2 separate regions of the Homo sapiens genome follow, and region 2 is linked to region 1. A link is a loop called in an ENCODE intact Hi-C map of the cell type or tissue named here. Cell type or tissue: A673. All regions are shown on one strand. Each heading gives the region's core, and the rest is flanking DNA. Links, peaks and the distances in the headings are about the cores only.

The links. A loop is a pair of places that touch in the nucleus more often than their neighbours do. Peaks named below come from ENCODE experiments on the same cell type or tissue, not always from the same donor. Only the 100,000 strongest peaks of a DNase experiment are listed, where the experiment ranks them.
Region 2: it touches region 1 in a loop (3-fold over the local background); 6 of 110 quality-filtered maps call a loop at or near these places.

The regions. Positions count from the first base shown.
Region 1 is chr6:166,396,280-166,405,311 of GRCh38, forward strand. No RefSeq gene overlaps it. Among named protein-coding and RNA genes, the nearest start is that of MPC1-DT, 18 kb to the left of the region's middle. RefSeq lists an enhancer at 3,458-3,962. In A673, for the core only: CTCF peaks have their summits at 4,724 (motif pointing left) and 4,926; DNase peaks (open chromatin) are centred at 4,712, 6,452 and 6,812.
Region 2 is chr6:166,168,933-166,177,964 of GRCh38, forward strand. It overlaps LNCDAT (lncRNA divergent activator of TBXT), which reads left to right. Exons shown (of 2, transcript NR_166068.1): 2 at 1,140-2,240. Among named protein-coding and RNA genes, the nearest start is that of LNCDAT, 5.4 kb to the left of the region's middle. RefSeq lists a silencer at 5,212-5,321. In A673, for the core only: no CTCF peak of the experiment used is centred there; DNase peaks (open chromatin) are centred at 4,519 and 4,859; H3K27me3 peaks cover 2,402 bases.

The DNA of each region.
Region 1 (9,032 bases), core at 484-8,483:
CAGCAGGGGTCCCTCAGGAGGCGGAAGTGGATAGGTGATATCCAGCAGGGGTCCCTCAGGAGGCAGAAGTGGATAGGTGATATCCAGCAGGGGTCCCTCAGGAGGCAGAAGTGGATAGGTGATATCCAGCAGGGGTCCCTCAGGAGGCGGAAGTGGATAGGTGATATCCAGCAGGGGTCCCTCAGGAGGCGGAAGTGGATAGGTGATATCCAGCAGGGGTCCCTCAGGAGGCGGAAGTGGATAGGTGATATCCAGCAGGTGTCCCTCAGGAGGCGGAAGTGGATAGGTGATATCCAGTGGCTGGGGGCGGGGGTGGGGGCGGGGGTGGGGGTGAGGGGCAAGCACAGGTGTGTGCTGTGTAAGCAGGTGCCCAGGCCCCTGGAGAACCTCCCACTGCACTTTCCCTGTGGCCTCAGCAAGGAAGGGGCCCTCGCTGACTGGATGAGTAGGAGGGTCCCCCAGGCCTGGTCTGGTCTGGAGAGAGCTCTGTACATGTGTGGACCCCAGTATGTGGACCACATGCTGCTTCTGCTCCAGTAACACCTGTGGGTTAACTCGGTGCTTCTCCACATGGTAATCACACAGTATTGTTTCTGACCAGGAACCTCACAGCAACGTGTTATGTGCTGAGTATCTGGGTCCTCCCAAAATTCATGTGCTGAAGACCTGGCCCCCTGCGTGATGGTGTCTGGAGGTGGGGCCTTTTTGGGGAGGGTTAGGTTTAGATGAGATCATATGGGTGGGGCCCCATGATGGGACTAGTGCCCTTGTAGAAAAGGAAGAGAAACCTCTTCCTACAGCCATCTCTCTCTGCCATAGGAGGACACAGTGAGAAGGTGGCTCTTCAAGCCAGGAAGATGTCCCTCACCAGGACCTACATTTGCTGGCACCATGAGCTTGGACTTCCAGCCTCCAGGATGGCAAGGAGTCCATGTGTGCTGTTTAAGCCACCCCTTATGTGCTACTTCGTCCCAACTGCCCAAACCTGGAGCAAGGGAATGAATGGGCTGATACTTCCAGGATTCATGGGTCTCACCATGTTCAGGAACTGTGCCTCTTTAGAATGAGATGCGGCCTACTGAGGGGTCCTCACAGCCCTGGTGGGACTGGGGTGCATCCTGGTTGAGCAGTGCATGCTCTGAGCCACTGTACTATCTGGTGCCTTTTCTCCCCTTGCAGACTCTACAAGTGGAGATTGAAGGACTGTACGTGATAGTGGAATTACTCACATTGATACCCAACAACTTGCCAAGAAACTATTTCCTTTCTCTGTGCTCCGGGGCCCTGCTGGGGGAATGCTTCCCCTAGGGACACCAATGCTGTTCCGCCACCCTGGCTCTCAAGACTGTGCCATCACAGGCAGGGGCCACACCATGGGGCGGCCTCTCCTGACTGGCAAGGGGGATGTCAGGGCACTGTTCCTCCATGCGGCAGGGAGGAAGCACCCCCGCACCACCAGCCCAGTGGGGAAACATTAACAGAAGACAGCAGCAACCCAAGGGCAGGGGCCCTCCACCTTCTGGGACCACAGGGAAATACAGACAAAGATTCCCAAGCAGCTCTGGGGCCAGGTTCGAGGACGGTGTGAGAGGGGCAGCTGGGAACATCACGGGTACAGGGACCTGCACAGGGGCTGAGGGCTGTGCCAGCTGTGTTGGCTTCCTGCAGCTGCCATCACAAAGTCCCACAGGTGGGCAGCTTAAACAGCAGGCTGCTCTCACAGCCCTGGAGGCTGGAAGGCCAAGATCAAGGTGCTGGCAGGGCACATTTCTCCTGAGGCCTGTCTCCTTGGCTTATAGAGGGCCACCTTTTCCCTGTGTCTCTTCACATCGTCCTCCCTGTGTGTATGTCCCTCTCTGTGTCCAGATGTCCCTTTCCATAAGAACACCAGTCATGCTGGATTAGGTCCCCCCACCCCAATGACCTCATCATCACTTGATTACCTTAGTAAAGGCCCTGTCTCCAAAGACGGTCACATTTTTAGGTACTGGGGTTAGGACTTCAACAGGATAATTTTTTTTGGAGGGGTGAAACCTTGATTCAACCCATGACAGTAGCTATTCACATTTTCATCCTGGGCCTTAGAGGAACTGATTTCTTCCACCACCCCCATTTCCCTGTTACCTTATATAGATTGTGCTGATGGTGGCCAACTTCCTGCGTTGCTCATGGTTTATAGGTGTTCAGTCTGAACTGGACTGGAAGAGAAAGATTGTCCAGGGCTGTAAAGAGAGACTGGTGAGACTTGGGTTTTGTCTTTGGGAGACGATGTGCATGTTTTCATTGTTTGTGAAGAGCAGCTGTGTTATTTGGGTGGGGATGTCATGGCTGCCATCACTGTTACTTTGGAGGTGAACAATAGGAAGAAAGTTGTGTGGAGACTTTGAGCGGCTGCAGGCTGGAGTGTGGTGGATAGGACAGATGGGTTTTTTGTACTCAAGCTATTTGAAAGCTGGAATCTCAAACTTCCTTGAAGCATTAATTTCCCCTGTGACTTGAGCTTTCCTGAGCAGCTATCCATGTGAGACTTGCAGGGAGGTGGTAGCCACATCGAGCCACCTCTGCAAGCCAGGGAGCAGGATGATCGCTGTGACCAGGGTGGCTGAAGCAGGTCTAGCTGCCAATGTCCAGAAGCTCCTGCTTGTGGACTTTCATGTACCAGCAGCCTGCTTATCGAGCATTTGAAATGTGGAGAGTGTGGCCACACAATTAAAATTTAAATTCTATTGAATTTCAAGTAATTTAAATTGTAAGTAGTTTAAATACCAAATATGGCTAGTGGCTAGCAAGTCAGACAGCACAGCGTGAGAGCATACCTTTAAGGTGGGTGTGCCTAGAGATTCACCAAAGAGAGCTGATGTGGCCAAGGTCACAGGGGCTTTGTATGCTGGACCAAAGAGCCCAGAGTTTTCGATTTTTCTCTTGAAGAACAAGAGCTGCTGAAGTTGTTGTTGTTGTTTAACATAGTCAGGTGATACGGGCACAATTATTTTCTGACAGAATTTTAAGCTGCTATGTGAAGAGATTGAGAGAGGCAACGTGGTGGCAAGATGCCAGCCAAGAGGTTACTACAATTGCCTGGATGAGACGTGTCGATTGCAGAGACAAGCTGGAGGTGATGGGAATGGGGAAAAAGCGCACAGTCAAGAACTCTGCAGGGGAACACCTGTTAGGATCTGACCGCTGACGGTGTGCTGGGGGGTAAGACGGAAGCTTCGGACCCCAGGATCTTGGGATTTATCACTTGCAAATGGCATGTATGGGAATGTCTCAGCGGAGTTAGGGAATGAAGGAGCAGTAGCATGTCCAGGCGGAGGTTGGGTGAAGATGTGGACGCAGGATTGGAAGGGCCGGTGTGAAGTGCTGTCTCACATCCAGGTGGCAACGTGCAGCGCACAGCGGGCAGAAGCTCGAGGAAGCCCCAGCTAGAGACAGCACTTTCTTGTTTTCAGTCACCTTTGCGCTGCAGGTGGTATTAAATAGTGCTTCTTCAGGCCGGGCACGCGGCTCACGCCTGTAATCCCTGTGAGAGGCCGAGGCGGGCAGATCACGAGGTCGGGAGATCGAGACCATCCTGGCTAACACGGTGAAACCCCATCTCTACTAAAAATACAAAAAATTAGCCGGGCGTGGTGGCAGGCGCCTGTAGTCCCAGCTACTCGGGAGGCTGAGGCAGGAGAATGGCGTGAACCCAGGAGGCGGAGCTTGCAGTGAGCCGAGATTGCGCCACTGCACTCCAGCCTGGGTGACAGGGAGACTCCGTCTCAAAAAAAAAAAAAAAAAAAAATAAGAGTGGATCGACAGAGTCTTACGTGATGCTGTGAAATACAGCTGCTGGGCTTCATTTCAGACACATTGCCTAAGACTCTCTTCTTATTACCCGAGTCACTGATTCACAACCACTTTCACCCTTGAAGATCCTTTGTAAAGTTAAGTTTTTTCCTAACAGACCTGTTATATAAAGACTTTGTCTTATAAGGAAGTATTTATTATGTAACATGTTTGTCCCCTCTAAAGAGGACAGTTTAAAGGAGACATTTAAATTTCTCCTTCATGTGAGACATCCAGTGTTAGTATACTGGGTTAATATAAAACCAAACAAAACTCAAATAGACATGACTTTTCACCTCTGCAGGTTTACGGTGTGTGAACTTATGATTCTCATCAACTTTTCTTCCTTTCTTTCTTTTTTATTTTGAAGACAGAGTCTGGCTCTGTCACCCAGGCTGGAGTGCAGTGGTGTGATCTCAGCTCACTGTAACCTCTGCCTCCCGGGTTCAGGTGATTCTCCTGCCTCAGCCTCCCGCGTAGCTGGGATTACAGGCACCCACCACTATGCCCGGCTTTTTTTGTATTTTTATTAGAGATAGGGTTTCAGCATGGTAGCCAGGCTGGTCTCGAACTCCTGACCTCAAGTGACCTGCCTGCCTTGGCCTCCCAAAGTGCTGGGATTACAGATGTGAGCTACAGCGCCTGGCCTTCATCAGCTTTTCTTAATACTGATGGAGCCCACGGACTCCTGGTCCTGTTGTGAACTTCAGGTTGGCAATCGCTTGCCCTGGGCTGTATGAGGAGCCAGTGGCAGGACCCTGTCTGACCGGTGACCCATGGGGGCTCTGGCCATCGCAGTGCACGGGTCCTGAGAGGGCTCCCAGAGCTGCAGGGCTGAGCGCGTTCTGCATGGCCTGCAGGTCTAGCTGTACAAGCACTGCCCTCTGCTGGCATTTTGTAACAATTGCAAACACACAGAACTTACTTGTCCCGCAACGTAGTGAAGTTTCCAGAAGGAAAAGAGATGAATTTATGCCGGGGTGGTGGTTCACGCCTGTAATCCCAGCACTTTGGGAGGCCAAGGAGGGCGGATCACCTGAGGTCAGGAGTTCAAGACCAGCCTGGCCAACATGGTGAAATCCCATCTCTACTAAACAATACAAAAATTAGCCAGGTGTGGTGGCACGCGCCTGTAATCCCAGCTACTCAGGAGGCTGAGGCAGGAGAATCACTTGAACCCGGGAGGAGGAGGTCGCAGTGAGCTGAGATTGTGCCGCTGCACTCCAGGCTGGGCGACAGAACGAGACTCCGTCTCAATTAAAAAAAAAAAATAAAGAGGTGAATTTATATAGTTAACAGGCCACGTTCAACAAGGCCACCCCAGCCACCCGAGGCCCCATGTAGAATTTTGAATGGCCACATGCGTAGTGGACGCTGAACAGGGAACTCGTAAATTCCAGCCCAGTCCCCACCTATTCACTCATTTACAAATAATGATTTGTGCCCAGCACCGGGCCAGGCATAGAAAGAAGAAAAGGATTGCAACTCTCAGGGGTGCTCCAGGCTAGGGGGAGAGAGGCGCACACAAGAACAATTTCACTTCAGTCTCTTCCTCGATCCGGTATGAGGCTGTATAAAGGGCAGTCCGGATTGTATGGAGGTAATAATGTCTGAGCTGAAATGGAAAGGATTACGCAGGATTTGTCTGTTGGACATCTCTGACCAAAACGGCACTGAAACCTGATGACAGTACTTAGCACCAGGTATCTGAGTGGGAGGCTGTTGAGAGTAAATGGAGTTACGGTGGAAGAAATTCTGAGGTCCTTTAAAATGACCAAGCTGCCCGGGACCTTGCCATGTATCTGCTGGCATGTATGATTTGGTGTGAAAATATCAGGCCCAGATAACAGCCAAATTGCCTCACTTTCTGCAAGCTAAACACAGTCTAACTGCGTTAGCTACACACACACACTCTCTCTCTTTCATGCATCACTGAATGATGGAAACACGTTCTGGTAATTTCATCACTGTGTCGACATTAGAGAGTGCATTTACACAAACCTAGATGGTATAGCCCATTGTGTACTTAGGCTCTATGGTGTAGCCTATTGCTCCCAGGCTACAAACCTAAGCAGCATGGTACTGTGCTGAATACTGTAGGCAACTGTAACACAATGATAAGCATTTGTGTATCTAGACATATCTAAACATAGAAAAGGTACAGTAAAAATATGATATGGTATTGTCATCCTATAGGACCACCATTGTATATGCATCTATCTATCTATCTATCTATCTGTCTATCTGTATAGATATAGATATATACAGTCATGCACGACACAATGTTTCGGTCAGTGACTGACTGCATATACAAAGGTGGCCCCATGAGATGACTCTCTCTCCCTCTCCCTCTCCCTCTCCCTCTCCCTCTCCCCCTCCCCCTCCCCCTCCCCCTCCCCCTCCCCCTCCCCCTCCCCCTCCCCCTCCCTCTCTCTCTCTCTCTCTCTCTCTCTCTCTCTCTCTCTCTCTCTCTCTCAGGAACCATTCTTAGAGTTAGCTGCTCCACACCCTTTCTTTCACCTTCCTTTGTCGCCTCATCCAGCAGGCTTTCCGGAATGCAGATGCTGGCATCTGGAAGCATGAAGATGAGGCCTGTGAGTTAGAGGTCCTTTGGGACCGGGAGGGCTCAGAGGAGCTGGGCTGCCATCCAGCCTGCCCTGAGGCTCGCCTGAGAGATCTACAAACTTAGACCTCAGAAGGCTGCTGTCACTTTGGGCTTCCTGCTGCTCACAGTGAAACCTAATCTTTTTTCAGGGAATGGTTAATCGTTTTATGGAGATATAATTCACATACCATACAATTTACCCATTTGAAATGTACCACCTTCAGTATGTTTACAGGGTGTGTGACCATCATCACATTCTAATTTTTGAACATTTTTGGCACCCCCACCAAAAAAAACACTTTACACCCATTATCAGTCACTATCTATTCCCTCTCCACTAATGTTCTCCTTGGCAACCACCAATCTGCTTTCTGTCTCTGTGGATTTGCTGTCCTGGACATTTTATGTAAATGAATCACACCACATGTGGCCTTTGTGTCTGGCTTCCTTCACTGTGTAGTGTTTCAAGGCTCACCTATGTTGGAGCATTTATCAGCACTCCGTTTATTTTTGTGGCTGAATAATATTCCATTGCATGGATAGCACATTTTGTTTCTCCATGAATCCACTGGTGGATATCTGGGTTGTTTCCATGTTTTTACTGATACATATTCATACACACTTATGGGGTAGGTGTGGTGTTTTGTTGCATGCACAGAATGTGTTATGACCAAGTCAGAGGATTTAGGGTATCCATCACCTGCAGTATTTATTATTTCTATATGTTGGGAACGTCTCAAGTCTTCTAGCTATTTTGAAACATACAATACACTGTTGATAACTATAGTCACTGTATTCTGCTATTGAACATTAGAACTTATTCCTTCTACCTAACTGCATGTTTGTGCCTATTAACCAATCTTTCTTCACCCCTGAAACTTAATCTTAACTACTTTACTTTGTAATACATTTCGTTTGTTTGATTAGGATAGTTACTTTCTATTGCTTGTAACCAAGGAACCGTAACTAATATAGAAATTGATATGAGAAAGCAACACATCTTCAGGGAAATGTGGAGAATTGAGGACAGATTACTGGGTGTGGAGCTGGATTGAAAAGCAGTGACACACCCGTTGATATGATGGGAAGGGGGCTGGCAGGCGATGGGGCACCCGGCCAGTGGGTCAGACTCTTGCCCATGTTCCCTGGAGGCATCTAGGAGAACACTGATTTCTCACAGTTCTGGAGACTGGAAGTCCGAGATCAAGACACCCTCATGTTTGGGTCTTGGTGATGGCCCTCTTCCTGGTTTCACACTGCTGACTGCTAGCAGTATCTTCACATGGTAGAGAGTAGAATGAGCTTCAGTCTCTTTCTCTCCTATCGGGTCACTAATCCCATTCATGAAGATGCCATCCTCATGATCTAATCACTCCTCGAAGGCCCCACCCCTTAATACCATTCCTTTGGGGGTGAGGATTTCAACGTACAAACTTGGTGGTGGGCACAAACATTCAGTCCGTAGCAGATGGCGTTTCACTGGGCAGGTGCTGTGTTTGGGCAATCCTATCAGAATCACGCAGGAGCCTTGCTAAAACGCTCCTTTCTGTGACTAGGGCCGCACCTACCATGAATCAGTAGATGGCCCACAAGGGCACGAGTAGTTAACTCAGTCACTGTGCTTCTTACAGCGGATACTGAGGGGCATTCTGTTCTTAGGAGAGACTGGACAAAGAAACTGAGTCAGTGCTGAAGTCAAGTGCAGATCTGGAGTTAATTCCAATACTACAAAATGAATTATAGTTTCAGGTGCAGAACTGGAGTTAATTCCAATACTTACAAAATGAATTATAGTTTCAGGTGCATATCTAGTTTCCAGCTTTATAAATACTTGGTACAAAATAGATAATTTAATTACTGTCATGCTGAAAGAGGAAGCTGAAGAAAACTCAATGTCAGATGGGTGCCAAATGCAGTAGAATGTGTGAGACTGTTGGGCTCGTGGTGATATTGTATAAATTAATGTCTGGCTTGCATTAATTTTTGCATTATTTTATGAAGCTTCATATTCATAAAATTAAGTGGAAAAAGTATAAATGAAACATGACTTAAGAGTCCAGATAAATCTAGAATTAGGCCGGGCACAGTGGCTCATGCCTGTAATCCCAGCACTTTGGGAGGCCGAGGCGGGTGGATCACCTGAGGTCAGGAGTTCGAGACCAGCCTGGACAACATGGTGAAACCCCATCTCTACTAAAACACAAAAATCAGCCAGACATGGTGGCAGGCACCTATAATCCCAGCTACTTGGGAGACTGAGGCAGGAGAATCACTTGAACCCGAGAGGTGGAGGTTGCGGTGAGAATTAACACCAGATCATTCTAAGGCTAAACTCAGAAGCAGAGATCTGCACAATCAGTCTGTTGTACGGACACGTGCTGGGGGTACACGCTCCACCCTTTTAGTCTTTTACACTCTCCTCTGCACCTCCAGCTCCTCACCTTAAAGGCCCCACAAGGGTCACCAGGGACCCCTGGCTTGTCTTTGACACCGGTGCTTTTGGGCCCTGGGAGTAGCAGAGGTAAAGGCAGCAGGGTCAGTGAACAAGGCTCACACACTGTCCATTTGTGCCACAGCTGAAACCTGAAATCCGCAA
Region 2 (9,032 bases), core at 235-8,234, 230 kb before region 1:
TAGTTCAGTGGGGTCTCTTTAAACAGTAACATTCCTCCTAAAACGGGAGCCCAGGAAGGGGGAAGGAGGCAGAAGCTCCCCCTTCCAAGGCCTGGCTTTGCGCTTCTGCACACCTCGCCCATTCGCTGGACGAGGGCCTGCCTCGGGTAGCAGCCTCTGTTTCCCGGTCTCCTGAGCGGGCACCCCAGCCCCAACCCCTCTAGAGAAAGCCTGCGCATCGGGTGGGGCAGCGAGTTCAGAGGAGTCTTGCGCCCTAGCAAGGGGGCTTTCCCGCGGACATGGTATCTGCGCCCCGCGCTAAGTCTCCCCTGCCCCCTGCCCCCTGCCCCTCGCCCCTCGCCCAGCCGGGCTCGCTCCGGGGTCGGGAATTGCTGGGGAAGCCGAAGGAGGGATCCCCGCCCGGGACTCGAGGGATCGACCCGCCTCGCGGTATGCGGAGGGCTGCCAGGAGCCAGTCCCGGGGAAGGGTGCCTGCCGCCCGTGGGGGACAGGGCTCCTTCTCTCCCTTCTCCAACTTACACCGACGAGTCAGGAAGCCGGAGCGTCTAGTCCCTGTCCGCATTTCTCAGTGTCTTTTGATGTCTGGGATGCATGGATATTCCCAGGGGGCTGACCCGAGGTGGGGAAGTTTCCTTCTAGAAAGAGGCACCAAAAGGACCTCATTTGCTCCTGACGCCGGACCCTCCTGACACGCCTTCACTGGCTCATCGGGTCCTGGGCTTTGGGGGAGAGCGTGGTGCGTGTTACTCTCCTTACTCCGGGTATTAAAATGTCTAAGAGGTCATCGCTTTGGCCCAAGGCCTCCCGAGGATAAGATAAAAGGGAAAAGTGGAGGGGAGGTGAAGGAGGAACGAGGGTGGGTCCCAGGCAATTGAGGGCCTCGGAACCCTAGGCACGGGAGCGAAACCTCTCCTGCGGCTTCAGGGCAAAGGAGTCCCGAAGGCTGGATCCCTCCCCTGCGCTCGGACGGCGTCGCGGCCGCTTTTCCCACAGTCGGGAAGCGCCAAAGAAGACTGGAGGGTTTAACAGATCGCTCTAAAACTGTTCCGAACAGGAGGGGCACGGCCAAATAAGAATACAACTTCAGCAGGAAAGAATATTCCGTTTCTAACACGCGTAATAAAATTTCTACTCTCCAGAGAGAATGTCTGAAGCATTGAAGAGTACGACCCAGGAATTGAACCACCCAAGTCGGAGGAGGTAGAGGTTGGAAGTCACCGACTTTGGCCAGCACTTGTGTAGTGTCACCTGTCTTCACTTTCTAACGTTTATTTTTCCTCCCCTTTCTGTGGCTGATTTTCTGATCTTTGTTCCTCGGTTCCCAGGACCAGGCCCACTCCCTCCGCCTTTTCAGCGAAGGCTGCAGTGCATGACAGTTTACAGCCAAAACTTCCTCCAGCCCGGCTATAAAGAATTCCCAGTTAATAACAATGCGCTTCCTTGGGAGGAAAGAGGGGCTGAGGCACCGCCAGCTGTTTCGCTCCCAGGGTCTATCTCTCCTTGGCAAGCCCAGCCATTCAGAGAAAAACAAGACAAAGCCTTATGGCTGGGCCTCAGGATGCAACTGTCCCACCGAAAACATGCTTGAAACATTTTATAAGAAAACACACACACACACCCCACTCGACTCCCAGAGAGGCAGTTTTCCTGGGCCCAATCCCTTCTGAAAAAGCAAAGCCATTTATCTTTAGAAGCAGGCAACAATGAAGCTGTAACAGGCTCAAGGAGGGGTGGAGGACAGCCTCGCGTGACTCTTACCCCACACTCTAGTCCCTCTCTTTCTGCAAGAAAAACAAATGAATTTCTTTTCTGATTATATATGTACTCCTTGTAGAAATATTATATATGTATCTGTCTTCATATATATGTAAAACAGTCACCCACAGTATCTGTGGGGGATTGGTTCCAGGACCTACAAAGATGGCAGAATCCAGGGATGCCCTAGTCCCTTGGCATGGTATTTGCATATAACCTATGGACTTCCTCCATGAACTATAAATCACTTCTGGATTACTTATAATACCTAATACAATGTAACACTATGCAAATAGTAGTTATACTGTATTGCTTTTTATTTGTATAATTTTTATTCTTTCATTATTGGGGAGAGGGAGTTTGGAATGTTTTCTATCAATTCAACCAACCACGGATATGGAACCTGTGGCTATGGAGGGCTGGCTGTATGTTTATCTCTCTCTATGTATATAAATGCTAACCTCAAGCACTAAGCAATGTTCATATTTTGGGGTGTTCCTCGTCTTTTTTTCATTTTGTTCTTCTCATGAGCTCCTTCTCCCACACTGACTAAGCGGACTGATCGCAAACAGTCACAAGTTCTACATTAGAGATGACAGCCATGTTTCATGGCCAATAATTCTGCCACCAATTGGTTTATTTGTCTCTCCCATTAAAAGAAACCCAATGGCTTTTGTTATTGCTTTAAAAGGTGTGTAACGTAATTCTTTAGACTCTTTACCATTGAAAAATTTTTAAAGCCCATTGGGTTGTTTGAGGTGGTTGTGGTTTTGTGGGAAAGAACAGAGACTTGGTTTTTTAAAGTCTTCCTCTCAGGACAAGGATCCCACCCTGTGCACAGCCGGCCCCTCCCTGCTGCTCTAGGGAGAAGGCTTCGTGATGTGCTCCCTGATCTGCAGGGAAGCTGTGGCCATGTGGGGTGGACGCAGGGACTACCGTCAGCCTCAGGCTGCGTCTCAAAACCTGATCCCATCCAAGCTATTTTTTTGGAGTCAGTGGGCTTCGTCACACATGACAGTGTGTGGTTGTTTTAGTGACAGGAGTTCACAGATTAACAACAAACCAACCTGCCCAGTTGAATGTTTGGGAATGTGACAATCCCAAACCTTTCTCCTTAAAACTCTAGTGCTTCAGCTCCTATCTCTTTGGAATTCAAGTTTCCAGAGGAGAAATCGGGCTGCTGGATTTTGATCTCTTCCTCGGTAGAGAAGGGTAGCTTGAGTTTTTCTGCCCAGATACTTAATTTTTTCAATGCCTTGTGGATGATAAGTTTCTTGGCGATAGTTTCAGTGGGAATCTGCTGATTTTGCTTGGCATGCAGGGAAAGCCCTTTCCAACTCAACAAGTCTCTTTAGTTCTGATTGGTATGATGGTGAGTACTGTTTCCACTTCAGGGGTTATCTGTACTTCCAAATCTGAGGATCCTTGCCTAGTCTCCCGCCTCCTCCCCCTGTGTTGTTTCAGCTCTTAGATCTTTCTGCATATATTAAATGGCTTGTGAAATGTTTTTTCCACACCACTCTGTCAATTTCCCTCCATGTCACTTTTGGTTTTTACTGCCTCCAATGCAGATTTTATTTCTCTGTTGTAGCTCAGTTTTCTGGTAATCCTTATTTCCTCCACGTCCCTTGTCGTCTTATTCCATGGCCTTCTAGAGCAGCCTTTTTGCTCCTTAATGTCCTGTTTCTGCTTCTTAGAGGCCACAGTTCTCTGCATCTTCTGGTGCTTATGGTTTATTTTTTCCCAAGGCTGCTTTTCCTCTGTGTCTTCTGAATAATCGCTCTCCCTGCTTCCCTTTCAGCCTTTTCTGGGAGTCTCCACGGCCTTTTCTTTTCCTTCCTCCCCCTCTTACATAGGGGTGACTGCCCAGCATGCCTTCTGCAGGGCTGCACTCTCAGGGGCCCTGGATGGATGCCCCTTTCATAGCCACCTTGGGAAGACAGAGGTGTGGGGCCTGCCTTATTCAGGGTGAAACCAGCCCTTGACTGGTGGCAGGGACTCAGCAGGCCTTTGCTGAGTGGCTGCGTTGGCAACACGGAAATGCAGTAGCATGTCTATCTAAGAAACAGCAGTAGCACTGTCCTCAGATCCACTGGACATATGCTGCTGAGCACTTTCATCATGAACAAAACATCAATCCTTCACATTTACTAAAATGCAGGATGCTTCTGAAACTCCAAGGGCCCTTCTCTAGTAACCCGCTCATTGATTCAAATAGTCAGGTGTTTTGGAGAGAGTAAAGGAAGGGTTTCCTGTGAAAATTGTGTATTAAATGAGACCTTAAGAATTACTACAAGTGAGCTATTCCAAGGGAGGCTTGAAGATGCGGGGGCAGGAACATGCTTGCAGGCTGAAAATGACTCCAGTAATCATGACTGGGGACCCCCACGCAATCGTTTAATTCATATTTATATACCTGTTTATGTCATACTACTGGAAATGTTCTTTCTCCCTCCTCTACAACTAATTTTGAAAAATCCTATTTTGGCCCTGAATAAAATATCTGGCAGAAAAGAATGTTGGAAATAAATGCGGGTAGACGTACACACACACATACTCTGGCTGGACCAGCTCCAACTTCCATAATCACCATTTAGCAGGAAAGGTTGACATGATGTCCCTAATCAGAACATGCTGTGATCACTGTTTTGAAGGGATCCGCAGGGCAGGCAGGCTCTGAGCTCTGCACCAGGGCCTGACACTTGCCTGAGGAAGCAGGGGTGGGAGAAACCAGCAGGAGCTCCCCAGAGGCCGCTGGGGAGAGGAGAGGGGTGGGGCTTGGCACCAGAGAGTCCAGGGAGGTAGCGCTTCCTGTTGAAGAACAAGGGTACTCAGGAAGGCAGAGTGGCGCTGCAGGACCTACAGAGCCCCTGGGCACATGAGGAAAGAGAGCCTACGAGGTTTATAAAGTGTCCGAATATGGAGCAAACTTGAGATCAATAAACTGAGAGAAAAACAGTCTAATCTGAATGACAGTGGAGACTCAAAAGTCACAATCGCCTATTTAATAAGAACAAGTGAGATGTCACGGCAGGAGGGGTGAAGCCTGGCAGGAAATGTTAGGTGAGACCAAGTGCTGAGTATGTGGTGAGGGAACATAAACTAGGAGGAGATGAGATCAAACAGGGGCGGAAATGGATGGGATTGCAATACCCTCAAGGGAACAGGCAGGAAGAACTCCAGAAGAGACTTGCAATAATTCTGGAAATGGAGCACTTTAGAGGGTTCCTATAGAAATTCCCATCAATATTGTAGGCAAAGACAATGAACCAAAAAAAAGTGATTGAATTATAAGAATACTTTGAAAGGACTATTGAAGGCTAGTGGAAAAAACGGAAGACAAGAGCAGAACAGAGCTGAAATCTGCAGAAGGACTTAATGGCGGGAGAGAGGGGAGGAGGCTGCAGCCTGGAGGTAATGGGAGGACCAGGGTGAGAGAGAGAAGCCCAAAGGGAAGCTAGGGCTGAGGCTGCCATGGGGGCGGGGAGTAAAGGGCTGTACTCCCTACAGATCAAGTACCAGACTGATAGTAAAAATGAGACAAAGGGGAAGGACTTAGCACACCTGTGAGAACAGATTCAGAATCAGTGGTTCCCACCACAGGGACTTCGGCTGAAAAGACACCTCAGAGGAGAAAAGCCCATTTGGAAATTAGAATTAGCACATTCTACGACCGATAGTCACAGCTCCAAGGTGACAAGCTGTCCCAGCCCCAGAACCCTAAAAGGAGCTGACATTCATTGGCGCCTATTACGTGCGAGGAATTGTGCATACATTATCATTTAGGCATTGATGGGAGATAGTATTCCCTCTTGTATATACAAGGCAACTCAGAGAAAAGAGTAAAAAAAATGGAGTGGCATTTTGATTTCTGATTTGTCTCATTAAATGCAGGTTATTTCCACTAGACTAAGTTAAATATGTGAGAAGTAGAAGCAAAGTATGTGAAAAGTAGAAACAAGTTTTTTTCTCTCTTTCACCCACCATATTCATACAACCACATATGAAAGGAATCTGGTGTGCTTGCACTCAAGTGTGAGTGTTTAGAAAAGGGAGGTGGTGGGGAAACTAGTTGAGTTTAACTACTTTTGAGATCTAAAAAAAAGTTTAGCAACCCCATCAAAAAGTGGGCAAAGGACATGAACAGACACTTCTCAAAAGAAGACATTTATGCAGCCAAAAAACACATGAAAAAATGTTCACCATCACTGGCCATCAGAGAAATGCAAATCAAAACCACAGTGAGATACCATCTCACACCAGTTAGAATGGCAATCATTAAAAAGTCAGGAAACAACAGGTGCTAGAGAGGATGTGGAGAAATAGGAACACTGTTACACTGTTGGTGGGACTGTAAACTAGTTCAACCATTGTGGAAGTCAGTGTGGCAATTCCTCAGGTATCTAGAACTAGAAATATCATTTGACCCAGCCATCCCATTACTGGGTATATACCCAAAGGACTATAAATCATGCTGCTATAAAGACACATGCACACGTATGTTTATTGTGGCACTATTCACAATAGCAAAGACTTGGAACCAACCCAAATGTCCAACAATGATAGACTGGAATAAGAAAATGTGGCACATGTACACCATGGAATACTATGCAGCCATAAAAAAGGATGAGTTCATGTCCTTTGCAGGGACATGGATGAAATTGGAAATCATCATTCTCAGTAAACTATCGCAAGGACAAAAAACCAAACACCACATGTTCTCACTCATAGGTGGGAATTGAACATTGAGAACACATGGACACCGGAAGGGGAACATCACACACACTGGGGCCTGTTGTGGGGTGGGGGGAGTGGGGAGGATAGCATTAGGAGATATACCTAATGCTAAATGACGAGTTAATGGGTGCAGCACACCAGCATGGCACATGTATACATATGTAACTAACCTGCACATTGTGCACATGTACCCTAAAACTTAAAGTATAATAATAATAAAATAAAAAATAAAAAATAAAAAAATAAAAATAAATAAATAAATAAAAAACAGTTTAGTCATCTGAAAGACAGTAATAGGAGCTGGGGGAAGAAAATCCCACCACGTAAATAACTTCCAATCCCGGCAGAGATGCTGAACTATAATCACAGGTATGGCAACCAGAGAGAAAAACAGATGCCAAATAATGCTTAGGCCTAAACACATCATTCTGAGTTTCCAAAGAACCCCGTGAAGTCAGTACTGTTATCCCCTCCTTAAAAAAAAAGGTCATAATAAAAGGAAATGTACATCAGAGAGGTGAAGAAGTTTGCCCAAGGTTACAGTTAGTGTGGAACTAGAATTCCAAGTTACGCTAATGGACTATGGTAATTCCAAAACAAGAGTAGGAAGACAAGGATTAACTCCTTGGATGATTATCAGCTCACGTATAACATTCGAACATGGTTGACTTCAGGAACTGGATTTAAAAAGAAACCTGTATCAAGGTTATCACTACAGTGCTTCACTTGAGTGTTAGAGGGATTAAGATGAGAGGCAATGAAAGGAAAACAGGGGCATGCCATAGGAAGTTTGTGCAGTGCTGCCTGGAGAGGTTTGAATGCACAGCACATATTTGCATGTATTTCTCATGTTTGTGGGAAAGCAAAATTGTGTTAAGATGACCAAACCTAATTGAAACCTTGAAACCTAAAAATGTGAGAACTTTATTATTACAACAGGAAATACATATAGTGAAACATCAGTTGGCTATTTGGCTAGAGTGCAGGACTAAAGATCAGGTAAATCATGCCCTTAAAATGTGAAAATCATGTGGTATCTTTAGCCCGAGTTTCTTTCACAATTTATAACGTAGGAGTGTTGGCTCCATACAAAGGTTTGCGAAGGTTAAAAAATTAGTTCTGGGTGTTGTTTTCAGCTATATCCTGAAGTAAGGAATGGTCCCTCCTAAAATACATTGGTTCGCTGCCTGCCTGGCATAGAACCACAGGCTTATTTTTTGAGTCCTTTATAAGAAGGTACTTCAATTAACAGACCTGCAGAGGATGGAGGTCATCAGTATCTTCTTCACTCTCAAAGTGTGCTTCCGGGAACACCTTCCCTGAGAAAGGCAGAACAGGTGCACTGAATGATGAGCGCTCAGCTATTTCCATCATCCTTAGCTTCAAAATCTATGTCCAGTCTAGAAAATTCTTCTTCTTTTTTTTTTCGAGACCACATCTCACTTTGCTACTGAGGCTGGAGTGCTGTAGCCCAGTCATGGCTCACTGCAGCCTCAGCCCACAGGGCTCAAGCGATCCTCCTGCCTCAGCCTCCCAAGTTGCTGGGACCACTATATCTGGCTAATTTTTTATTTTTTGTAGAAACAGACTCTCGCTATGTTGCCCAGGCTCGTCTTGAACCCCTGGGCTCAAGTGATCCTCCTGCCTCAGCCTCTCAAAGTGCTGGGATTATAGGGGTGAACCACCGCACCCAGGCAAGAAAATTCTTTATATATATTTTGGCTTCCTTCTCCATTTGTTCTTTCATTATAAATAGGTTTGACAAATTTTCTGTGTTCTTTTGGAAACAGTAATGTATGTATATCTCTCTGGGAGTTCAAAATATTATTAAAGGATTGTATTCTACTTAGGCTATTTTCTTTTCTTAAGTCTTTTCTCGTCTTCTGATCACATGGGGAGGAGGAAAAGCGGCAACGTTTTCTTTTTTAAAAAAATACATGCCTATGATAGCAATAACCCACCAGGTGTCACAGTAGGCATTTAGTCATTGCCGATGGAATGGAAGAATACATGACTAAATTTTTAGTGACTCCTAGCTCCGTCCCCACAGCTCATTAACTTTTTAATTTTCCCAAGTGCCCTTACAATTCAGTCCACAGGAATATGTAATATTGAAGATTACAATTCAATTTTTGATGTGATTTGATGCAGGAGGGGATTTATTCTGGCTGCTGTGTTGAGAATGACAGGGACAAGATTGGAGGTAGGAAACCTAACTGGGCCACTGCAGCGATTAGAGTAAGACATGTCATCTCCTTGGCCCAGTGAGGTGGGCAGGGAGAAGGGGTCAAACCCTAGGCAAACTTCAAAGGTGGAGCCCACAGGGTTTGCTGGACAGGTTGGATGTGGAGGGTTGAGAGACACGGCCATGTGGAGGGGCCCATTAGGCCGTGGGATCTCCTGGCACTCAGGGTTGAGGTCCGAGCTGGTGATACATCCAGGAGTTGGCAGGACAGGAGTGGTATGGAGTCATGGAACTGGGTGAGCTCACCAGTGGAGGGCTCACACCTGCATTTGCAGTCACAGGTCTAATGTGAGCC